Regions from separate parts of the Homo sapiens genome. Here region 2 is linked to region 1. Evidence: chromatin loops called from intact Hi-C (ENCODE). Cell type or tissue: heart right ventricle. All regions are shown on one strand.

Region 1 (8,000 bases):
TCACAAACATAATTTTGAATATATAATAATATCACTTACTCTGTAAAAATGGCAAAAATATGAAAAATTCCTCATCCAACTGGGATTGAAGAGGAGAGAACTGTCCGGTCAATTTTTTAAAAATTGCACTGCCATGTTTCTTTGACCCATAATACTGTCAGCAGCTTCGGAAAACCTTGGGGCTTTATTGTTACCTAACATCACAGCACAATCATTTGGATGACTTTTTGTTTCATTTGTACCATTCTGAGCCTTTAAGGTCATTAAAAGATTATTCCTCCAAAGAAGGAAAATTAAATTTTATTAACAGTCTACTAATTACATTTGTCTTTAAGGTCTGTCCTTGTCTCCCGATTAAGAATAAAAGTTCAACATTCAAAGAAGTTGACTGTGCTACATAGTAAGTTAGGACAAGTGGTTTTGATATCAGTGAAAATCAAAATGGATCTAAAAACTCCAAGATGCGAAGCCAGCTAGAGTCAGAAATAACTGGTCTCCTTCTGCTGTCCTTACCTCCTTCTGGTGTTCTTACCTCCTTCTACCAGGGAAAAGGTATAGAATTGTGAAAGCTCACCTCTAGGTTCCAGTCCTGGAAGGCCCAGGAGATGGCCCAAAATCTATCACAACAATCTCAGCACCTGAAGTTTTAACCTGCCTGGGGCACAAAGATCTAGCAAACATTTGTGATGATAGCATCTAGTGAACTGTATAAGTGCTTGTTCTTCTTCCCCAGAGCTATTTCTCAGGGAGCAAGACTTTGCAGAAGGTCCAGGCCCACTACCTGGTGAATGCTCCAGCTCTTAGCTCATCAGAGCTTGGCAGCCTTCCAGAAGTGACTCCTGATTATTGGGCTATTGGGGCCGGACAGAGGGAAGGTGACAGACAATGACATCTGGAGTAGCTAAGGGACACCAGGATGTAAAATGTTTTCCCTACATAGGTTAGTAACTGGAGCCTCACCCGGAACCGTCAACTGATCACTCTTTCAGAGTGCAAACCCAAGAGGGTCTGTGGTTCATGTACCTCTTCATGCAAGTAATCAGATCATTCCTCCCCGCTGAATCCCCTGAGGGACTGGGAGAGAGTTTGGCTTCTGGCTTCTGTAAGAAGAGGCCAGCAGGTAGAAAGGGGGAACGGAAGGGACAGTGAGAGGGTATTTACTCAATTTGAATTGAAAATTTACCTACATCCTGAAGTTGGTAATTACCCTGAGAAATTAGCCCACTTCAGTTGAGGAAGTATTTGTTAGCCATTTAATGCCCAAAGACACAGAGCCACAAAACATCCATACGCCATTGTGGGGTGCTGTCTACAACATCCACCCCACTACCTGCAGCAATGAAGCCAACACCTAAAAGGGAATGGCTCTTAAAAGAGGTGGAGAGAAGGCTCTTACCAGAAGGAAACTCCATTCATTCAAAAATAAAGGTAGAGAGACTACCTAGTCCAACCATTTACTTTAAAGAGGAGAAACCTGAGACCCAACTGGATTATGTTCATGCCCAATTCTATCTTTTCCCCAAGTGGCTTCAGTTTCGGGGATTGCCTTGTACTTTTTAATCTACAAGAAGAAAAGGTGCTTATTCCCTTAGGACCTGTTGGCTTATTTATCTTGCCAAACATTTCATGGGAATGTGAACAGCCTCTTAGAATCTTGTTGATATTAAAATTCACCTATGTCATCATTTCCAAAGGGCTGAGAAAACATGCCCTATCAAAGGAAACCTTCAATTCAGGAAATCAAATGTTGAATGCACTCCACACTGTCCACATCCTCCGCTTTTATTCCTAGGATGCACTCTTTAATTTTCCCAGACATGCTTCCACATCCCAGAAAAACTGGGTTCTCTTCCCTTGAGCCAAGAATGATGTGGGAAAGTTACCACACTTGAAAGAAAGCTCCCCGGCTTCCTCTGTCTCCCTCCCCAGAACTCTCAACCCAATTTCCCTGAAGACTGTGACCATGAACTTACTCTGCCTTGGACAAGAAAGCGGAGAAGCCACTTTAGCTGCTATGAAAATGAGTCATCTGATTCATGCCTGAGATTAATAATAAAACTACCTGTTCTAGAAAACTGGCACTTGTGATGGCTTCCTCCATGTGCTCCTCATCAGATTTCAAAACAGATTTAATGTTTTCTACAAGTTCATGGATGTCTGGGGTCATGGTACAAGAGGACTGCTCCAGGAACCTCGCCACCAGCAGCTTGGTGTCCATGTAGGATTTGTAATCTATCAAAGACCGCGGTCTGCATCGCGAAGCTCTAGATCTCAAGCCTCTCCTCAGAGTCACTGCAGCCAGATCCAGTCTCCTTTCAGTCTGTGTTGCAGCTTCACAGCTGAGCACTGGGGCAGCTGTGGGCAGAAACAAACAACATGTACCCATTGGCCAACCCCTTTTGAACATATGCCTGTACCTGAAAGCACAGACCACAAAACTCAACATGGAAAGCATCTGACAAATGCTGATAGCCATGCACATCCTGCTTTTCATCTTGCAGAAGGAGGGAAAACAACACAAGGTTATTCCCTGAAGTCCAGTTCCAATAGGATATGGCCCGAAACACGTCATTGTGTCATGTACGACACCACCCCCAAGGTAAAGCCAGATGGTGGAGAGGAGAATCCAGAATGCAAACCATAATGAGGTTAAGTTTCATGGGGTATGACAAATAGATGGGGATGGATGGGCCAAGCAGGAAAAATGTGGCTGACCAATGAAAGGATGTTCCAAGGAGCGAGGATGAAGTAGTCAATTAAGAGAGGAAGGGGCTGAAGAGAGACAAGACTTGTCAGATGAATGTAATGCTCTGATCACTTTGACTATACCTTTGTCCCAAACGTCCTCAAGGACGTTGTACTGACTTGTGTTATCGATGCTCACACCATGGATATGAGGTAGATCTATAGCTATTACCAAAAGAGAAATTTAGGTGCAGAAAAAGTACACATCATTCTGGAAGTCAACAGAGAGCCTGGGAAATCCACTGCAGGCTCTAATTTCCATGGCTGCCTATATCAGCAAGGGTGTAAAGACCAGCAATGCTTCTGCACTGTGAAGTGTGTGAAGCAAAACTCAGATCTGGTCATTATGTGTCCAGAAGTCAGCCAGCAGCCTTCAGCATACACAACATTGGCATCTTCAGTCTATGAAGGCCTGATAAGCAGCAATTTAGAAATTCAAAGAAGACAAGAAGCAGGGGGCGAGAGAGCAGGTGGAAGAAGGGGAGCACCCCCTTTCTTCTGGAGAAAGGCAGGTGTGGGGAGCTCTAAACCAGGATTCGAGACTGTCCTCTCAGGCAGCCATATGCACGTCACAGACAGCAAGAGTCTTCCAGAAGCACTCGCCAAAGACACTCGTGTGAGGACAGAGTCAGGGTCTCCACTCTTCCACTTGAAGGCAACCTGGCGCCTTCCACAATGGAGGGCTCCAGCAGCTGCTGTTCTTGCCCCCGCAGGTCTGCAGAATGAGAAGGGGTTCTGGAAAGATTTCCCTAAGCTGTGCAAACAGCTAAGTTCCCGTTGAGGCTGGAGTCCTCAACTTGCCAGGTAGGGTGTAGGAGACCCACAGTGAAGGCAGGTCTTGGGAATCAGAAGCCAGGCTGCCTGGCCACTGTGTTTCAGAGACACGCTCAGTACCAGGCGGCAGGACTTCCTCTCCACTTAGAAGCTGCTGTAGAGACAAGAGGAATGTTCTCTCTGGCTCGCACATGGTCAGTCCAGAGCTGTGGCAAATAACACACACTGTCAGAGAGCCAGAACTGAGACTGCAAGGGCTCAAGACAGGACCTTAGAGAGAGCAGGGTGGAGGATTATCAAAGTTTTATTTGCATAGGTGTTTTAGAACAGCAGAGGTCAACTCTGCTAGACTACTTCACAAGAAGAAGCTGGTGCTGGTGGAGTTACAGGAGATTTTAATTTTCTTCCTTTAGTTTCTTTATTTTTTATAATTTTCTACAATGAAGAGATATTTAGAGATGTTCAGGTATTCATATATTCAGAAAAAAGTCAGTGTTATTATTTTAATTTTTAATTATTCAGGTAACATCTATACACAAACAACACAGAGAGAGAGGTGAATTGTGTGGGTGCGTGTACTTCATTCTATCCAAAGTTCTAAAAACAAGGTCAGATTTCAATAATTCAATCATCTACTCATACATAGTAAAAATATAACAAATTATAAAAGAGGGAGTATACAAAAATCCTTTTGACTTTTTTTAAGACAATGCATATTCCTATAGGATTGCAGCATCTAGAAATCAGAACTAGGTGTGCATAATTGTCTTCATGTAGTACCTAGCATAGTATCATGTACAACCAAATTCTTTTGATGACAATGACTTTAAAAAAAAACAAAAAAACCCTACCATCCTTAAAAGACATGGTAGATATATATTCCTAACATGGACGTAGAATATTTTACTTTCCCAAGACCTCATAAGCTCCTTCAAATGACCACTTAAACTGCAGGGTCCTGAGCTGGCCAGAGCCACCTGCCTTCACCTGGCTCCTTTAGGCAAATAAGCACACAGCCCTGCGAAGAGCTTGGGGAATGACATCACCTCTCTCCTCAGAAGGATGGAGCACAGGGTCACTCTTCGACCTGGTCCTCAAGGGTGGGAGGGCTCTCCGGCTTCTGATAGGACGCACCAGGGTTGAACTGGGAGTTGAGGTGGATGCATTTTCTTCGGCAGGTATGTTAGGAATGTCCCCATCTGATTTAAAAAAAAAAAAAAAAAAAAAAAAGAGGCGAAACATAAATTATCTCACCAGCTGCAGTCCTCAAAATGGGCAGGAAACACCTGGGAGCCTAAACCTGCCAGGGCAAGGGTAATGCAGTTAATAACATTTACTCAGGCTGCTGGCCCAGTAAGTTTTTACATCACTGACTACAGGAAAACTTGCCTTTCCAAACCACCCCTCCACACCTAAAACAAACAAACAGAAAAATTTAAATCCAAGAGCAAAATAAAGGAGCCATGCCAAAATGGCAGGGGTTTTTTTTTCCTAAAGGTGCTTAGAATCTTCTCCAGGGAAGCATTCTGGGGCAGTACTGAAAAGCACCCTGACATCTCAGGATAAGCCTGGTTCTGGGGAAGGTAATACCAGCACAGGTGAGGTGGCTGCTCTGTGGGCTGCAGAACTCCCGGAAGGCTAAGTTAGAGAGAGTCAAGTGGCCACTAAACAAATCCGTAAAACCCCGCTGGAATTGGATAATTTATGCTCATGAAAATAAAACTGTGAGCCTGAGTTGTAATTCGAGAAACTGTTTTTAAAAATGGAAAAATTGGCTGGGTGCAGTGGCTCATGCCTGTAATCCCAGCACTTTGGGAGGCTGAGGTGGGTGGATCACCTGAGGTCAGGAGTTCAAGACCTGCCTGGCCAACATGACAAAATCCCATCTCCACTAAAAATTCAAAAACTAGCTGGGCATGGTGGCGGTGCCTGTAGTTCCAGTTACTCGGGAGGCTGGGGCAGGAGAATCACTTGCACCCAGGAGATGGAGGTTGCAGTGAACTGAGATCGTCCCATTGCACTCCACCCTGAGCAAAAGGAGTAAAACTCTGTCTCAGAAAAAATAAATAAAAATAAAGTTAAAAAAAAAAAAATGGAAAAATTATGAACATACTTAGGAGACAGAACACTGCTTCATAATTAATTCTACTTAGGATGGAAGGTGAACAGAACACAAAGTATTACATTACAAATAGTACTGCTGAAAAATTACCTTCATCTAAAATTGCTAAGAGTTGATCCATTATTTATCACCATTGTGATTTTGTCCTGGTGGACAATCCTCTGGGCCACTTAAAACCTCCCCAAAGAGAGAAGGCCATAACAATGTTCCCTTAAAGTACAAGGATAAATGTAAACTGACTCTAGTACTTACTGCAGTACTGAAAACCAGAATTCATTAGCTGCTCGGGCAGCATGACCTGGGCCCTAGGTTATAAATGACACAGCACAATCTTACCACAAATCACCTTGCAATAGAGGAAACTTTTTTTCCCCTGACAAAAGTCTAGCTAATTTTAATTAATAGGAGGAAGAAAATCATAGATCAGAAAACACAGGAATATCAATCAAACTCTGTAACCTATTTCATGGTTCCTGAGAATAGTCTGGTTCATAAAAAATTCCAAGGATATCTTTTTTCAGTTCACATATTTTCTCCCATTTATAAGCCCTAATAGTTGATGGTATTTTTGTATCTGGAGAAAAAGGTGTAGCTTGAACTATTTGCTCCAAGAATACCTGCCCTCTAACACAATACCAGACAGGATCATTATTTTATCATTTTTTTTTTCCGTTTGTAGAAATAGGGTCTCTCTCCATGTTGTCCAGGCTGGCCTCAAACTCCTGGCCTCATGTGATCCTCCCACCTCGGCCTCCCAAAGTGCTGGGATTACAGAGATAAGCCACCTTGCCCAGCCTATTTTATCATGTTTTAATCTACTGAATCATGTCACAATGTATCTATTACCTTGAGTCACTTGTGTGCAGCCCAGATCCAATGGGATCACAGCAGCTTCTGATCCTTCTGACATTTGGAATGAAGATCCCTGCATCACAGCAAAAAACAGGGTTATTTTGTTGATGTTTAACTCACCCCTCATTAGACCCAGTGAACTCCTTAAAAAGATGTGTGGGGCCCGGTCTCCCTGCTGTTCTCTGGGGGCAGGGGGTGGGGCGGTGCTGTCTTTCCCACTTGCAGTCAATGTACTTAGAGAGATTCAGGACAGACAGTACCTGCTCCTGGTCCATCTGGCTCACCACAGCTTCATATGGCGGCGGGGGATCCAGAGGACAGAACACTTCCACACCTTTGATTCGAGCTCCGTAGATGTGTGGCAGGGGAATAACATCAGGACCAACCATCCTAGGAAAAGCGACTTGGCGTCAGAAAGCACGTTCTACAGACTGGCCACGTGACTGCAGTGATGCCCGGATACTGGCTTTGCTCTAAACTGTGGGGAAAACCACTCACCTCTCCATACCATGGTCTCCTTGGCCAGGAGAGGGAGAATAATAGAAGCTGCTCTCCGACGAAGTGGCCAGAGTTCCTTAAGCAAATGACAGTGTATAAAATGCAACCCCATCATTGCTTTTAAACCCATCAGTCAAAAAGCAAACAATCCATAGAGACACAGAGCAGATTAGTGGCTGCCAGGGGATGGGGGAGAAGGGAATGGGGAGTGACTGTTTGATGGGTATGGGGTCTCTCTGAAGTACTGAAAATGCTTTGGAACTAGATAAAGATGATGGTTACGAAATAATGTGAATGCACTAAATGCTACTGAATCATATACTTTGGTTAATTTCATTTTATATGAGTTTCACCTCTATTTAAAAAACAGCTAAGGACTCAGGAAAATTCAATTATGTCTTACATTCTACATGACTCTTGTTTTTGTCCTGTGGGTAAAGAACCGTCAACAGCAAAATTCAAAATAATAGCAAAATCCTCCACAAGATTTTTCACCAACGTTGACAGAAAATTCCACAAATCTCTGCCCAAGGTACCAGATGATCTAGATAATGATGAACCTAAGTTTTAAAATAATTTATAAAATACATATAAAAGCCAGAACACCTGCATTCTGCTATGGAGTATCAAAGAATGAAAGAAAAAAAAAGAGAACAAAAGTTTGTCTGTTCTTGAAATACAAAAAAAGGATTTTAAAAAGCTAAAAGAAATGGATGAGAAAACAGATTCTGGGGCTAGTTGCTTGCAGGCACTGCCTTTTGGGGAGCAGTGTTCTCTGAATTTATAGTTGTTTCATTTTATTCTTTGTGGCTATATACAAAATGTGATTGGTGGAAGAAAAAATTTGAAAAGGATATCATCTTCTTTCTTCCTAACAATAAAACTTCTGGAATTCTGGGACTGAGAAGAATGAGACTCTGCAACCTGAATGAAAAGATGAGAAAGCACTCCCTCGTTTTCCTCTATATTTGTCTGTTCGTAAGCGAGGCTCTCATCCCTTGCTTGACCT
Region 2 (8,000 bases), 130 kb after region 1:
TACATGCATGAGCCATTGTACTCGGCCTACCACACCATTATATCAAAGACCTGGGCATCGCTGGATTTTGGTATCCATGGGAGGTCATAGGAAACATCCTCCACAGACACCAAGGGACAGCTGCATTTTCAAAGCTCAACCCATGTCTCTCGGGATACTTTCTTTCTGTTTTTATTTTTGTTTTTCGAGATGGAGTTTCGCTTTTCTCACCCAGACTGGAGTGCAATGGTGCGATCTCGGCTCACTGCAACCTCCACCTCCCAGGTTCAAGCGATTCTCCAGCCTCAGTCTCCTGAGTAGCTGGGATTACAAGCAAGCACCATTACACCTGGCTAATTTTTGTATTTTTAGTAGAGATGGGGTTTCGCCATGTTGGCCAGGCTGGTCTTGAACTCCTGACCTCAGGTGATTCACTCCCCTTGGCCTCCAAAGTGCTGGGACTACAGGCGTGAGTCACCGTGCCCGGCCTCTTTTTGGTGTTTTTTTTTTTTGAGACGGAGTCTCGCTCTGTTGCCCAGGGTGGAGTGCAGTGGTGTGATCTCAGCTTACTGCAGCCTCTGCCTCCTGCGTTCAAGCGATTCTCCTGCCTCAGCCTCCTGAGTAGCTGGGATTACAGGTACTTGCCACCACGCCCTGCTAATTTTTGTATTTTACTTAGAGACAGGGTTTCACCGTGTTGGCCAGGCTGGTCTCGAACTCTTGGCCTCAAGTGATCCACCTGCCTCAGCCTCTCAAAGTGGTGGGATTACAGGCATGAGCCACCGCACCTGGCCCCAGGATACTTTCAGTCAGGATCTTCTTCCCCAGTTATCCTTCCTAGACAGACTCAAACTCAGAAAGACAGAGCAACCTGGACTCTCGAAGGTGGAACGGCATCCGAGGACAGTGCAGAAGCAATCAAACCACATTCCACTTCTTATTGCGCAAAATAAATGCCAAAGTGCTATAAGTGCCTTTGCAGTCACTAGTGTGGGGAATATAAAATGTGCCAATTTTCTATCTATGTATATATAAATGAGATTTAAAATAAAAAGCAGGATGGAAATATGTTTTATCTGTCTCTGTATATATACACAAACATATATACATATTATTTGCCATTCAGCCTTTTGTCTCATTTATTTCACTAAATATTATTTTTAAATATGAAGTATTTTTATTTTTATTGGAGTTTCAGCTCTATTATTCAAATTTCATTCATTTTTGTTTCTTCATTTTTAAGGCTTTTCTTTTTTTTTTTTTTTGAGACAGAGTTTTGCTCTTGTTGTCCAGGCTGGAGTACAATGGAGCCATCTCGGCTCACTGCAACCTCTGCCTCTCGAGTTCAAGCGATTCTCCTGCTTCAGCCTCTCAAGTAGCTGGGATTACAGGCACCCGCCACCACGCCCAGCTAATTTTCTGTATTTTTAGTAGAGACGGTGGCTCACCATGTTGGCCAGGCTGGTCTCGAACCCCTAACCTTAGATGATCCACCTGCCTTGGCATCCCAAAATGCTGGGATTACAGGCATAAGCCACCACGCCAGCCCATTTTTAATGCTTTTCTATTCATCAAATTTGCTCATCTTTATTTAAAACAAAATATAGGCCGGGTGCGGTGGCTCTGTAGTTCTGTAGTCTGTAGTTCCAGCACTTTGGGAGGCCAAAGTGGATGGATCGCTTGAGCCCAGGAGTTCAAGACCAGTCTGGGCAACATGGTGAAACCTCTTCTCTACAAAAAAAATACAAAAATTAGCTGGGCATGCTGGCACACACCTGTAGTCCCAGCTACTTGGGAGGCTGAGGTGAGAGGACTGCTTGAATCCAGGAGATCGAAGCTGCAGTGAGTTGTGACTGTACCACTGCACTTAAGCCTGGGTCAGTGAAACTGTGTCTCAAAAAATAATAAAACAAAAACAAAATTTATAATACATGTATATCCAGAGTATATATATTGTACAAAACCTATACATACGTGTATATGTATGTAAATAATTCTCCCTTTTTCTGGTTCATTCATTCACTCATGCTTTAACACTAAACAAAAAGGATGGCTGTAGGGTGGCCTACATGGTAAACAGGATGAGGGACTGCGATGGTTAATTTTTATGCATCAACTTGGCCGGGCCATGATGCCCAAATATTTGGTCAAACATTATTATGGTTGTTTCAGTAAAAGTTTCGTTGTTGTTGTTGTTTTATTTAGGAGATTAACACTCAAATTGGTGGACTTTGAGTAAAGCAGATTGCCCTCTGAAATGTAGGTCGGCCTCATCCAATCAGTTGAAGGCCTTAAAACAGAACAAAGACTGACCTCACACCAGCTAGGAGGATTGGATTGCATCTCTCCCCTGGGTCTCCAGCCTGCTGGTCTACCCTTCAGATTTTAGACTTACCAATCCCCTACAACCCTGTATGCCAATTCATTAAAATAAATCTCTTTCTCTTCACATATGTATATGAAAGCTAGAACTGGCAAAATGACCCCAACTGAAAAGAGGTTCGAAAAGGAGGGAGAAGATTGACTGGGAACCTTTCTCTTAAAAGACAGCTGCGATTGCTTAAATGGACTGTTCCTAACCAACTTTACTTCATATAAAGAAATTTGTTAGTGTCAAATTACTACTGATGTTAGTGACATCAGTAGCATCTGATGTCATTCTGGAAGACCCATCGCTCATCTATCTCACTGGGCTAGAAGCACAGGCATAATTCTATCATAGATGCAGGTGCCGCTGGGGCCACACTGGCTTCTGGAGAGCTGCAGAGTCCTGACGGCGCAGAAAATGAACACGGCTCTCACTCATGGCTCTATCTTCCCTCTACTGATACTCTTCTCCCTGTTTCTTCATTTGCTTAGCATCATTTTTTTTTTTTCATTATGTTCCATGTATACTGTAGGCAGCTTTAAATCTTTCCCAGAACAAAGGAGGATATGAATAAAAAGGGGTGGTGAAGGCACTGGGGGTCCATCAGGCACACTGCTGGACATTCTGAGGAACAGTGGCACTGCCCGCATCACAAAATTGCTGGAACCAGACGACAACCCAGCTCCTGCTGAAAGCCTCCTCGCCTCCCCACCTATGTTTGCAAAGGGCTCATTCCTGGATTTAAAGAACACAAACAAACAGTCTTATCATATAGTTAACTAGTACATTTTTCTCCTGTTCACAAAAGGTGGCTTTTATTTATGGAATATGCAAATTTTAGTCAATGCCCTGAGGAGTGTTCAGAAATTCGAGATACATTAAATGATTTATAAGTGACAGCACCCATATTGGAAGAGACATAAGCAAGGGCACCTTTATAGTATAACTCAGTTACCAGTAAGCCAAATTTCTGCCACCACTAAAACACAAGCCTAACTCCTTTGTGTCAATTCATATCATAAAAGACCCTTAATGGAACCAAGACTCTTTTCTCCTTTTCCAAATTCATTGTTCTTTTTATTAATACAAGCCGAAATTCCTAATCTGTCTTGCTTAAATTCTAAATTTATTTTAGTACTTCAAGAATGTAAGTGGTGTTTGGGCATAGTGGCTCACGCCTGTAATCCCAGCACTTTGGGAAGCTGAGGTGGGAGGATTGCTAAAGGAGTTCAAGAACAGGACCAGCCTGGGGGCAGCAAAGCAAGACCCTGTCAAAAAAAAAAAAAAAGGGAAAGAGAGAAAGAAAGAGAGAGAGAGAAGGGAGGGAGGGAGGAAGGAAGGAAAGAAGGAAGGAAGGGGGGGAGGGAGGGGGGAAGGGAGGAGGAAAGAAAGGAAAAGAAAGGAAAGGAAAAGAAAGAAGAGGAGGAGGAGGAGGAAGAAGAGGAAGAGGAAGAGTGGATGTGGGGGTGTAAATTGATGCAACTTTTCTAGGAAGCTATTTGGCAGTAAACATCAAGGGCCTTAAAAATGTTCCTATTCTTTTACTCAGTAATTCTACTTCTGAGAACTTGCCTGCAGAAAAATACTGAAATGCTGATCAATGATATACAAAACTGGATTACATACAAAGAGGTGCATTTCATGTTTAAAAAAAAAAAAAAAAAAAAAAAAGGCAAACAACTGGAAATAATCCGAACAGCCAACAACAGAATTGTTCACTTATGAAGCAGCCATGGGATATATTGCTCTGTGGTTGTTAATGATGATGTGTACACCACGCTTTAAATACCTTGCTGCACAGTTGTAACCACTTGAGAAATGTTAGTGATAGAATGATAAACAGAAAAAATAGGAAATAGAACTACAAACACAGTACACCCTCAAGTATCATACACACAGACATCCACAAATACGTAATTGGAGAAAATACACCAAAATTATCTGAGGGATGGGATTATGGGTATAATTTTCTTTTTCACGTTTCCATTTTCCAATGTTCGACAAGGAGGTTAGTAATCACTTCTATGATTAGTAACTGAAATAAAAGTTGCATTTAAAAATAGGAAGTAGCATACAAATCCACCACAAAGAAAATTACGGATTGCAATGTATTCCTTTTTATTAAATTATAAAACTGTTGTCAATACATGTGCTTTTGGAAATAGTGTTTTCCTCAAGTATCTGCTTTTGTGCAGCACTTGGGTTTAAACAAACAACAAATTTCGATACCAACTTCTTGGGCTTCAAGCTATTGAGCACTTATAGCCAAACTATCAAGTATAGTTATGATATAGACAGTCCAAATTTATGGAAAATATTACAAAGACAAATGCCTTGAAAAGATGACACAGTGCAGGGAAAACTACAGCTATTAAGCTGGTATAAAAACTTAGTCAAAATGTTTTAGTCCATTATGGCTCTGCCTAAAGCTTCAAAGGAAGAAAATTTAAGACACTTCTCATCCAAGGCACTTAAAAGAGTTGCAATAAAGTACTTCTTTGAATTTAGTTTGAGCCCAACAGTATTTTTTATTCCTTTTTCACATTCTGACTCACACTGAAACAGTCCTTGAAGGCAGCTATTAATGAGGAAAAATAGTTATTGCTTCTTAATATACATATTACAAGTACGCAAACAGAATACAGATTTCGGTCCACTGAAGCAAGTAACAGGATCTGACTGCAGTGTTCTGCTTAATTCTGAACAAAAAGCCACAGACTCCTCTAACCCAGTCCCACAAACAGAGCCCTCAGTTCTGAATTTGCACCAGCTGTCCCCTGGGTTCTCCATGAGGACACACGAGCTGGAGTCCCACCACGTCTCCATGGTGCATTCTAACTGGAGAAGAACCATCCCGGCGGCCTGGCAGGAGTGGCTAGTCTGATGCCATGCAGGCAGGCCTGGGAGAGTCCGTGCTCAGACATCTATAATTCTGTGTCCCGGTATCGGGCAGACTGGCCATAGTAACCGCGCTTGGAGTGTTCTGACAGCTGCTGGCGGTACTCCTCCTCCTCGGCATCACTGCCATAACTTCCTCTGGTATCCTGATAAGGTCTGGAAGGAGCTTTCTGTGGCTCAGGGGGTCTGGAACTAACAAAAAAAGGGTGTTAAAGACATTCCAGAGCACATCCATGTCCTCCGGCTGCCCGGGGAGGCATGGCTCTGAGCACAGTGACTGGGTATCCCGAGCAGATCACTTACCTCTGAGCCACATTCTGCAGAGCAACCAGGGCATCCCTGGTCCTGCTCCAGGTTCGTAATAGGTCAAATCCAATGCCCACTTCGGCGGTGAGTGAGGAAGCCAGCCAGGTGCTCCCTGACCTAAGAATCTCCCTGTTGGACAGGGGGTGCCCTCCTTACCCCTAAGCTCCCTGGCTAGTCTCACCCAGCAGCGAGGTCTCTGCCAGTTTCAGTCCATCATAACCAAGAACTCTTTGTTGCCAGAGGCAACCTGGTTGACTGTGTTACCACTCAGCTGGTAAAGAAGAAATTTGTTTCCAGTTTTCTATCACTGGAAAACTAGACTTCAGCTTCCAGTCAGAATGGCCACAAGAGGCTGGGTACAGTGGTTCACACCTGTAATCCTAGCACTTTGGGAGGCCGAGGCGGGCGGAGGTCAGGAGTTTGAGACCAGCCTGGCCAACATGGTGAAACCCTGTCTCTATTAAAAATACAAAAACTAGCTGGATATGGTGGCACACACCTGTAATCCCAGCTACCCGGGAGGCTGAGGCACGAGAATCGCTTGAACCTGAGAGACGGAGGTTGCAGTGAGCTGAGATTGCACCAGTGCACTTCAGCCTGGGCGACAGTCACTCTGTCTCCAAAAAAAACAAAAGAATGGCCACAAGAAAATGTGACTTTTTTTTTTCTATTCTCGGAAGCAGGAAGCAATCCAGTATAAAACTTCAACAGGAAGACACTGTGAACATTCCTACTGTTTGTGTGGCATTTACCAAGACTGCTCATTTGCTTGTCACGGTCCCTTTAGACCCCAGGGCAGCACAAGCGGTCTGACTTTGCTGGATGATGCAAAGGAATTAAGAAGTTTGGCTGAGAGTCAGCAAACAAGACAAAACAGGTCTAAGCCGTAGGAATTCTGCTCATGTGCTAACCATGTGCAATGTAACATAACCAGGCTCCAATGTGTCAAATGTACTGGCTGGAAACATCAATGATTACACTTTGTCAGAGTTTTAGCACACAAGCAAACTATGCTTAAGTTTTGACTCTGTAATCTTTACAATTAAATTTGATGGAATGAGTAAGGCAAACAGTCAATCTGTGGGGAAAAAATCCTCCTGTTACTCTGAAATTTGGGTAAAGGAAATTCTTTCTTCAAGTCCCAGTCCTTGAGAAGTCCCCGCCTTAGACCTGTACCCACTAGGCAGCCCTTACCTCGTGTGCTGGGGCGTGCCAGGGTCTGGCTTGTGCGTTTTGATTGGAACTGCATAGATATCAGGATGCTTCTGGGCAATTTCGATCTGTGGTAATTAAAAAAGAAAAGAATAAGAGTGAAAGAATGAACCACTGGGCACTCTGCTTGCTGGTTTCCTGCTGGTCCCACCCTTTCCCCATATCCTACTTATTTTCCCATCCCATTTCAAGAAGAGGAAACACAGAAGCGGCCTCCTCATTTCCATGGTTATGTGCGGTACACGTCAGACAGGAAAACTATTTAAAAGGAATGAAACTCTGACACATGCTACAACCTGGATGAACCTTGAGGACATCATGCTAAGGGAAATAAGCCAATCACAAAAAGACAAATAGTGTATGATTCTACTTATAGGAGGTTCCTACACTGTCCAATTCACAAAAAACAGAAAGTAAAGGAGTGGGTGCCAGGGACTGCGGGGAGAGGAGAGTGGTGAGTTAGTATTTTATGGGTACGGAGTTTCACGTGGGAAGGATAAAAAAGTTTTGGGGATGGATGGTGGTGATGGCTGAACAGCAATGTGAAGGTACTTAATGCCGCTGAACCGAACGTTTTAAAATGGTTGAGGCTGGGTGCAGTGACTCATGATTGTAATCCTAGCACTTTGGGAGGCTGAGGAGGGTGCATTGCTTGAGCCCAGGAGTTCGAGACCAGCCTAGCAACATGACAAAACCTTGTCTCTTCAAAAAATACGAAAAATTAGCTGGGTGCAGTGGCATGTGCCTGTGGTTACAGCTATTCAGGAGGCTGAGGTGGGAGTATCTCCTGAGCCTGAGAGGTGGAGGCTGCTGCGAGCTGTGATCACACTGCTACACTCCAGCCGGGGTGACAGAGGGAGACCCTGTCTCAAAACAAAACAAAACAAAACAAAATAAATAAAAGAAAAAAGTGGTTGAAATGGTAAATTTTATGTTATGTATATTTTACGACAAGAAAAGAAAAATGCTCAGATGTACTGCTGCTGTTGTGCTAGACCTGAAAGAAAACTCCCACATCTACTGGGCAAATATACTCCACAGACCTTTAGTTAAATTCTTCTTTGTTTGAAAAGTTCTATGTGCATATGGTATACAAATTCAAACAGCTCAAAAAGTACAATCTATGGGCCTTTCTGTTTTAGCACCCAGTTTGCTTGGTTTCTACGGCAAATCTGGGAGCCAATGAAGACACGTTTAAGAAAAAAAAATCACATTCTAATTAAAACGACTTCCGAGA

What was found. A loop is a pair of places that touch in the nucleus more often than their neighbours do. Peaks named below come from ENCODE experiments on the same cell type or tissue, not always from the same donor. Only the 100,000 strongest peaks of a DNase experiment are listed, where the experiment ranks them.
Region 2: it touches region 1 in a loop (2.6-fold over the local background); 4 of 110 quality-filtered maps call a loop at or near these places.

The regions. Positions count from the first base shown.
Region 1 is chr9:69,382,513-69,390,512 of GRCh38, reverse strand. It overlaps ENTREP1 (endosomal transmembrane epsin interactor 1), which reads right to left. Exons shown (of 11, transcript NM_001347995.2): 7 at 6,754-6,883; 8 at 6,488-6,566; 9 at 4,566-4,718; 10 at 2,063-2,355. Among named protein-coding and RNA genes, the nearest start is that of ENTREP1, 61 kb to the right of the region's middle. In heart right ventricle, no CTCF peak of the experiment used is centred here; a DNase peak (open chromatin) is centred at 3,675; H3K27ac peaks cover 2,556 bases.
Region 2 is chr9:69,251,646-69,259,645 of GRCh38, reverse strand. TJP2 (tight junction protein 2) reads right to left here. Exons shown (of 23, transcript NM_004817.4): 22 at 6,746-6,831; 23 at 4,438-5,437. The coding sequence ends at 5,272. Among named protein-coding and RNA genes, the nearest start is that of BANCR, 51 kb to the left of the region's middle. In heart right ventricle, no CTCF peak of the experiment used is centred here; no DNase peak of the experiment used is centred here; H3K27ac peaks cover 2,434 bases.